2 separate regions of the Homo sapiens genome follow, and region 1 is linked to region 2. The links are chromatin contacts, found by Hi-C in ENCODE. All regions are on one chromosome and are shown on one strand. Each heading gives the region's core, a stretch centred on a gene start or an enhancer-like site at or near the end of the contact. The rest is flanking DNA. Distances are from core to core; before and after follow the strand shown.

Region 1 (4,049 bases), core at 560-3,059, 2.1 Mb after region 2:
TCAAGCTGTTCAATAGAGAAAACGACTAAAACCTAGCCCTCAATTCCTAATCCTGACATTTCCCGGTTGAGGAGTTTGCAAAATAGACTTCTTACCAATATTCATAAAGTTACTATTAACATAGTAATATTAAATGGTCTCAGAATTTCACATATAAGTAAGTCTTCCAGTAGTTAGACAATTGGTGGGGAGCTAAAAATTGAAAAACTTCTTAGAGGAAAAAAATACAACATACAACGCTGACAGATTGTAACGAGTTTTTTCCTTAGAACCAGATTGTTGTTAAGAAATATTCTTTGAGCTATTTGGTAATCATGAGCTCATCTTCCCACACAAAAATATCACGCTGGGTGAAGTGGCTCACGCCTGTAATACCACCACTTTGGGAGGCGGGGGAGTCCCTTGAGGCCAGGAGTTCAAGACAAGCCTGGGCAACTTAATGGGACCCCCATCTCTACAAAAAAATTAAATTAGCCAAGTATGGTGGCTCGATCCCGCACTGCTAGCCACCTGGGAGACTGATGCAGGAGGATCGCTTGTGCCCAGGAATTGGAGGCTGCAGTGATCCCGCCACTGTATGCGGCCTGGACAATACAGCCAAACCCTGTCTCTAAAAGACAAAAGTCACTAAACACATAACGTTCACAGCAGCACCTCTTAGGAGTCGCAATGGTCTGCATAGTTGCTATTTATCCCTGTTTAGTGCAATTTGTATGTCATCTTTTCAGTTCCCCATTAGTAATAATTTTTTAAAAAGTCATCTTAGGGAAGACTTCCCTGTCACTTTTTCTCTTCGGTGCTCCTTCAACACATAAAATGCTAATTACTATTATATAGTAAATATCAAAACGAACTTTTCTATTTATTCGTCTAAATAGACAGTACTTATACTGTTTCCTAGCACCAGGCACAATGCCTTGTCAATTAACTCCTTGCACGTAGCGAAGTACTCTACAGTTAAAGACAACAAGATTATATCCTGGAAACATGCCAGGCCTTAAGAAATTATTTTTCTCAGACGTGTTTGGAGTGATAACACTGCCAAGTAACGGAGGTATAATAAGTGATTCTCAAGATAATTAATCCTACGCAGCTACAAACGCTGTAAGGTAAAAACAATCATTTTTACAGTTATCATTTTTATTCTTACTAGTTTTGTAACTTTTAACTTACTAGTGTTATATTATTATAACACGACGTAAAGGAATAGTGCGTAAAGGAACTGCTATGTACCAATGAGACCTGAGCAGGGCACACAAGACTGAAAGAAAAACAACCCCACGCAAAATCTAAGTCTTGCAGTTTTCACTCCTCGCGTCTCCAGTGTCCACGCATCCGCAGTCCTGTTTTTGTATTTCGCCCAAGATACACCCCTGGGCAACCTCAGGGTGCGAGGAACCCAGCTCTGCCTCCTGCTCCCCGCGGCTCCTGTACTACCCAAGGCTCGCGATCTTCCATGACCCCTCGAAGTTGCCTCCCTTTCCCGGGCAAAGAAGGGGCAGCGACCCCGCCTCGCCCGCCGGACCGAGCCAGGTCCAGCCTGGCTCCCCCCTGGGGCCGTGCTTCCCCCGCCCCCAACGGTCCTCAGGCCTGGGTCTCACCTCTCCACCCACTCCCTCAGGAAGCGCATTTCCTCGGTGTGCAGAACGCTCGGATCCTGCTTACACATTTTCACAAAGGCCCGAAGCTCGTTCACTTTGCGGGGGTCCATGGTAGGGAGGTGGTGGGCGAAACTGGGGGGGCTACGGCCCGGTTCCAGGCCCAGGCGCTGGCTCGGCGTGACCGCGCAGAAGGGGGCGGCTGCCGCAAGACAGAACAGACTAGAACCTCCCCGGCCGCTGGCTCCTCCCACCCAACGGTCTCGTGACCTCGGGTCCTCCGCCTGCTCATTCCTACTCCCTCTGCGCTGCTCCTGCGCGCTCCCTAGAATCTTCTAGAAGCGTGGCTGTTCGTGCTGTTGCCTGCCTCCCTGCGCATACATTCTCATATTCTTAACTAGGAACCAGCTCCCTGGATGGGGCAACCCCAGAAATGGGCGACTTCAAGGAGGCGGGAGATAACATCCCCTCCAGGGGGCGACGTCCAAGAGCATATTGTGTGGCTGCGTGCACTGAGTAGAGCTCAACGCCCGGGACCTAAAAAAAAAAAAAAAAAAGGGCGTGGAGCCGGAGGGTCGGTCCCAGCTCGGGGCATGACGTCACAACCTGCGCCGCCGCGCAAGGAAGGCCCGCGAGCCGCCTCCGCCGGAAGGGGAGGTGCGGCTGGCCCGGTTTCCTGGCGACGCGGCCCTGCAGGCGGTTGCGTTCCCCGTCGTTACCCTCTTTCTCTTCCCGACGCGTGAGTTAGGCCGTAATGCCTTGGCTGCTCTCAGCCCCCAAGCTGGTTCCCGCTGTAGCAAACGTCCGCGGCCTCTCAGGTTAGACTCTTCTCCCACGGTCTCCTCCCATGGTGTCCCCTGGAGGGACCCAAGTTGGTCTCAGGCGATCCCTGGTTCGGCTGACCCTTCTCCTGGTGGGGCCTCCGCTCCCCAACCCTCTGTGCTCCGCGGATTTCTTCTATACCGGCTGCTCCTGGAAAGGGGTGGGCCCAGTGTGTTCTCTACCGTTGAGGTATTTTGTGAAGCCGAAATGACTGCAGAGAGAAAAGTGTGCCATCCCCCAGAGGGGCTGTCTTCCAAGTTACTCGGACTCCGAAGTTGTGGCAATTATCACACTTAAGTGACAAAGTGTCTCACATCAAGTAGCTCTTGTTTCTGTTAGGCGTGAGAGCTTGCTCCAGAATATACACGAAGCATGTTTAGTAACAAATTCTTTCAGCAGCTCCTCTTAGGAGAGGTAACTGTTTCGAAATACTTCTGGGGCGTTCTGTGTCTGAAAGTCCTGTTTGCAAAGACAAGACGAAGGATAAGGAGAATAATTTTTTGTAGGGTGTCCTCTATTGCGAGCAATTAATCTGATGAACATAAAGCTTAATCAGTGAAAACTGAATCACCTTCCTTGCAGGCGGATCTGCCATTGGATCGTATTTCAGTTTTTTGGGTCAATATATGAACAATGTGTGAACCAGAACGTATGGTATTTGACATCAAAGCTATGTCTTGGCATATGTTTATGTTGATATACTTGAATTCATTTAAAATGGAATGTTAATTACATCGACTTCTTACTATAAAAAATAAAAAGTTATTGTCCAGTGCACAGAACTTGTTCTTCAGTTCTCATAGTAAAGCTGCAGAAAGACAACTCTCCGTGGGATTAGGTGAAAAGAAAGATGTGCAATTTTTCAGTCTTTTTTTGAGACAGGCTCTCATTCTGTTGCTCAGACTGGAGTGCAGTGGCAATCTCTGCTCATTTGCAACCTCTGCCTCCTGAGTTCAAGCAATTCTCGTGCCTCAGCCTCCCGAGGTAGCTGGGATTATAGGCGTGTGCCACCACGCCTGGCTAATTTTTGTAATTGTAGTAGAAACCAGGTTTTGCCACGTTGGCCAAGCTGATCTCGAACTCCTGGCCTCAAGCGATCCACCCTCCTCTCTGAGCCACCGCCCCAGGCCTGGAATTTGCTTTTATTTGAAAGGCTCTCCCCAGCCTGACTAAAGGAGCCATACTACCAGAAGGAACACTTGCAAAGGCACAGAACTCTAAAACGGAGTGGCCAGCACTAAGCGTTGCAATCGTTTAGTATGGCTGGAGAAGCTTTTTTTTTTTTTTTTTTTTTTTTGAGACAGAGTCTTGCTCTTGTCGCCCAGGCTGGAGTGCAGTGGCGCGATCTCTTGCCTTACTGCAACCTCCACCTCCCGAGTTCAAGCGATTCTCCTGTCTCAGCCTCCCGAGTAGCTGGGATTACAGGCGCCCGCCACCACGCCTGGCTAATTTATGTGTTTTTAGTAGAGATGGGGTTTCACCATCTTGGCCAGGCTGGTTTTGAACCCCTGACCTCGTGATCCACCCGCCTCGGCCTCCCAAAGTGCTGGGATTACAGGCGTGAGCCACCGCGCCCGGCTTAGGAAAAGATTTTTTGAAAGATGTTCTCAAACAAAATAGTAGGCATTA
Region 2 (3,991 bases), core at 555-3,054:
ATGGCGCTATCTCGGCGCACTGAAACCTCCACCTCCCGGGTTCACGCCATTCTCCTGTCTCAGCCTCCTGAGTAGCTGGGATTACAGGTGCCCGCTACCACGTCTGGCTAATTTTTTGTATTTTTAGTAGGGACAGGTTTTACCATGTTGGCCAGGCTAGTCTCAAACTCTTGACCTCAGGTGATCTGCCTGTGTCGGCCTCCCGAAGTGCTGGGATTAATAGGCGTGAGCCACCGCTCCTGGCCTTTATTTTTTATTTTTAACATTTTTAACTTTTTTGTTAAAACTCAGACACAGATACACTAGCCTAAGCCTACACAGGGTCAGGATGCTTAGTGTCACTATCTTCCACTACCACATCTTGTCCCGCTGGACGGTCTTCAGGGCAATAACACGCATGGAGCTGTCATCTCCTATGATAACAAAGCCTTTTGCTTGAATACCTCCTGAAGGACCTATCTAAGACTGTTTACGGTTAAATTTTATTTTCTTATAAGTAGGAGGAGTGTACACTGTAAAATAACAATAAAAGTGTAGGATAGTAAACACATAAACAAGTAACAGTCATTTATTACCATTATCAAGTATGATGTCCTGTACACAATTGTATGTGCTATATTTTATATGACTGGCAGCACTGTAGGTTTGCTTACACCAGCATCACCACACACGTGAGTCATGCATTTTGCTTTGACATTACGATAGCTATGTAACTAGGTGATAGAAATTTGTCAGCTCCATTATAACCTTAGGGCACCACCGTGGTATCTGTGGTCTTTCTTGACCAAAACGTTGTTATATGGTACATGACTGTATTTCAATCTCCATCTGTCCCCTCCCCACCCCTAAGTAACCCTAACCATGGAAGCCCAGGAGGAAGATCAGAGAGGGTCAACTGGAGAAATGACAGTTCATGCTGACCGGGTTGATAACATTTCCCAGAGAGGGAAAATGTGGTGAAGAGACAAAGGAAAGAAACTAACAAATACTGAATCTATACTGGACTGGACTCTGTACTTCATATTAGCCTCAGAATTACCAAAGGAGATGCACCGACGTATACTGATTTTACATATGCACTGATTAAAAGCGCAGGGAGGGTAGGTCTTGAGACTGGGAATCCAAATTAGGTTTGCCAAGTTATTTTCACAATACACGATACCTCCCATTGGGGAGCACATCCTCTCGGAAGCCTAAAGTTGGGTCAAAGAACAACGACATCCTAGAACGTCAGAGTGGAAGAGGCCTTAGAGATCACTCAACTCAACTTCTCATTTACAGATGGGGAAACTGAGGCCCAAACAGGGGAAATGACCAGCCCAGAATCCCAGTAAGTCGCCAACTCTCCAAGCCAAGAGCGGTCTGACCTAGTTGATGGCGACCCCGCGGGAGAGGGAATTACTCCGCGAAAGGTCGAGGGATCAAGGTGCTGGGGGAAGTCGGCTAAAGGGGGACGCGGGACCACGAAGCTGGGCAGGCCTTGGGTGGGTGGGGAAGAGCAGCCGGCAGAGTCGCGATGGCAAACCTGTCACGACAGAGCTCGCAGGTCCCGAAGTGGGGGTGAGGGTGGGGGTTGAGGATGGGAAGACCTGGGGCAGGGGAACAGCAGGCAGGAGACCGAGGTGGGGCCTCGGCGGCGGGCGAGGCCTCTTCCGCCCTGCGTTGCCTCCCGCCCTCCCTCCGGGCCGGCCCTCCCCGCCTGGCTGCCCGCCGCGCCCCGGGGCCTCACCTGCTCCTGCGGGGGCCGGAGCCGGGGCCGCAGCCAGCGAACCCCCGCCAGGGTTGTCAAGGAGCGAAACAAGAGTGTCTTAGCAACCAGCAAGGAAGTCCTGCCCCCTCACCGGACGTTGACGAGAATTTCACTTATTATTGGTGGATAAAAGTATCAATCAGAGTGAAAGGCCCTTATAAGTCAGGCGTTTGCAAGGACAGGGGCGTGGTTTAGAGGCCAGGGAGGCGGGACTTCACTTATAGTTGTCTTAAGCGTGCCCGAGGAGCAGGGGACACATTGAAGTTCTTTTTCTAGGGAAACAAACTTCGAAAAGCAGTACTGCCTTGGGAGGTTCTTTTAGTCACTTGAAATAACAAATGCAACTTGTTGGTGTCGTGACACTTAGCCACTACTTTATTGGGATCTGAAAAGCCTGATAATAACTAGCATTTTTGTAGGGCTGTACAATTAATATCTCACTTGATTCTCATTACAGTACTTTTAGGTGATAATATTCGTCATCCCATCTGAACTAAAGTTCAGAGAGGTTAAGTAACTTGGTAAAGGATGGAGGTAATCTCCCTGGAGAAGGAACCCAGGGGCTCCTTCCTCTGTGCCACACCCTTGTATGGTCACCTAGCTCTAGTCACTAGGAGACATTTGTACCACCTAATTTCAGACACAGTTGCCCAGAGCCTGCCTTTTCTTCCCCTTGGGAGGGAAAATTAATCCGAAAGTACGGAGAAGGAAAAGGGGAAAGGGGAAGAACTGGCGGATTCTATTATTTGATTGGTAGATCAAAGGGTCAGTTGGGTACTTCGTAGTTTAAACCTTTATTATTGTGATGAGTACTTGGGGTGAAACCCCACTGCCACATTTACTAGCATTGAAGCTGTCTTTGCCAAAATTATAACTGAGGAAATTATGACAGTGAAAGAGATCAGACCTAACCCACTCCATCTTGCCTTTCTAGCCTTTAAGCTGTCTTTGTTCATTCCTAGGCATAGGCTGAACGAACCTTGGGAAGGAATTTAGTTTATAGTTTTACTCTGAAACAAAATTGACAATAGCCCTTTCCCAAAAAGGCTCCCTTCCTGCCTTGGGACCAGTCTGCCTTTGTAGGACTAACAAATTAGCTACAACATTAGAAATTATGGTTTAGGGGTCACACAGCAGCCTCTGGCTGCAAGAGTCTGAACCTTCCCAAATTGCTCCTGGGGATAACATCACTATTGTAAAACCTAAGATCAGCGCTTGAGATATTTTGCAGACCCTGCGCTCGATGGATCAGCTGACACCACCCAGACCAGTAATGTGGCTCAAACAGTTCTGTGATCCCACCCAGGAACAGAAGACAGCAAGAAAACCTCACTTCGACCCCCTCAGTATTCCATCTTCGACTTAATCAATCAACACTCCTCGCTTGCCAAGCCCCTACCCACAAAATTATCTTTAAAACCTCTGATCCCTGAATGCTTGGGTAGCATATTCAACTGCCTCCTAGCCATGTGCACCAGAATGTTCCACAAGCCCTTCAAACTCAGTGTGTCCCAAACTGAATTGATCATCTCCCTCCAATCTGCTCTTCCTGCATTCCCCATTCCAGTAAATGGCACCACCCCCGACCCAGTTGCCTCCATCAGAAAACAGGGGGGAGTCCTTCACCCTTCCCACTACAACAGCCCACTTCCAGTCACAAGCATGCCAATTTCGACTCCTCACTATTTCCTGATACAGCCTTTCTGGCCACGTTCATGGCACCCTCCATGTGCACAACACCACAATCCCATCTACCTGAGTGCAATCTCCTGGTGGGACTCCCTGGCTGCAGTCTTGCACCTCTCTAATTTATCCTCTGTACCATAGTCAACATGACCCTGCCAAAACCCAAATCTCACCGCTGCATTCCTCTGTTTGAGTAATTTGAGTAATAATAAAACTCCCCTCTCCCGCACAGCTGGCTCTGTTTGAATTACCTTTCTCCATTGCAATCCCCCTGTCTTGATACATCGGCTCTGTCTAGGCAGTGGGCAAGGTGAACCCATTGGGCAGTTACAGCATCTACTGGGAGCTCAGCCCTCGTCAGGTGCTAGTGATTCAGAGAGGAGTAAGATGAGGACCTTGATCCCATGGAAGGCACAGTCCAGTGAACAGACAGCCATGTGAACAAATAGATATAGAATAATTCATTCTACCAATGCTATGGTAGAGGTGTGGGCAAGATTCTGGCTCTTTCCAAGGAGGGAGTAACTAACTCTCAGAGTGTGGTACTTGAGTTGG

What was found. A loop is a pair of places that touch in the nucleus more often than their neighbours do. Pooled maps may share reads with other maps.
Region 1: a loop to region 2 is called in a map of naive thymus-derived CD4-positive, alpha-beta T cell, with 18 times the contacts of the local background. The contact joins the promoter of ST13 here to the promoter of DNAL4 in region 2. A Hi-C loop is called at or near these places in 2 of 168 maps with a recorded cell type or tissue (both naive thymus-derived CD4-positive, alpha-beta T cell) and 10 of 50 pooled maps.

The regions. Positions count from the first base shown.
Region 1 is chr22:40,854,830-40,858,878 of GRCh38, forward strand. ST13 (ST13 Hsp70 interacting protein) reads right to left here and starts at 1,810. Exons shown (of 12, transcript NM_003932.5): 1 at 1,602-1,810. The coding sequence starts at 1,711. XPNPEP3 (X-prolyl aminopeptidase 3) reads left to right here and starts at 2,319. Exons shown (of 10, transcript NM_022098.4): 1 at 2,319-2,416. The coding sequence starts at 2,353. RefSeq lists enhancers at 1,538-2,307, 1,935-2,154, 2,165-2,624.
Region 2 is chr22:38,792,339-38,796,329 of GRCh38, forward strand. It overlaps DNAL4 (dynein axonemal light chain 4), which reads right to left and starts at 1,805. Exons shown (of 4, transcript NM_005740.3): 1 at 1,730-1,805. RefSeq lists a silencer at 1,547-1,996.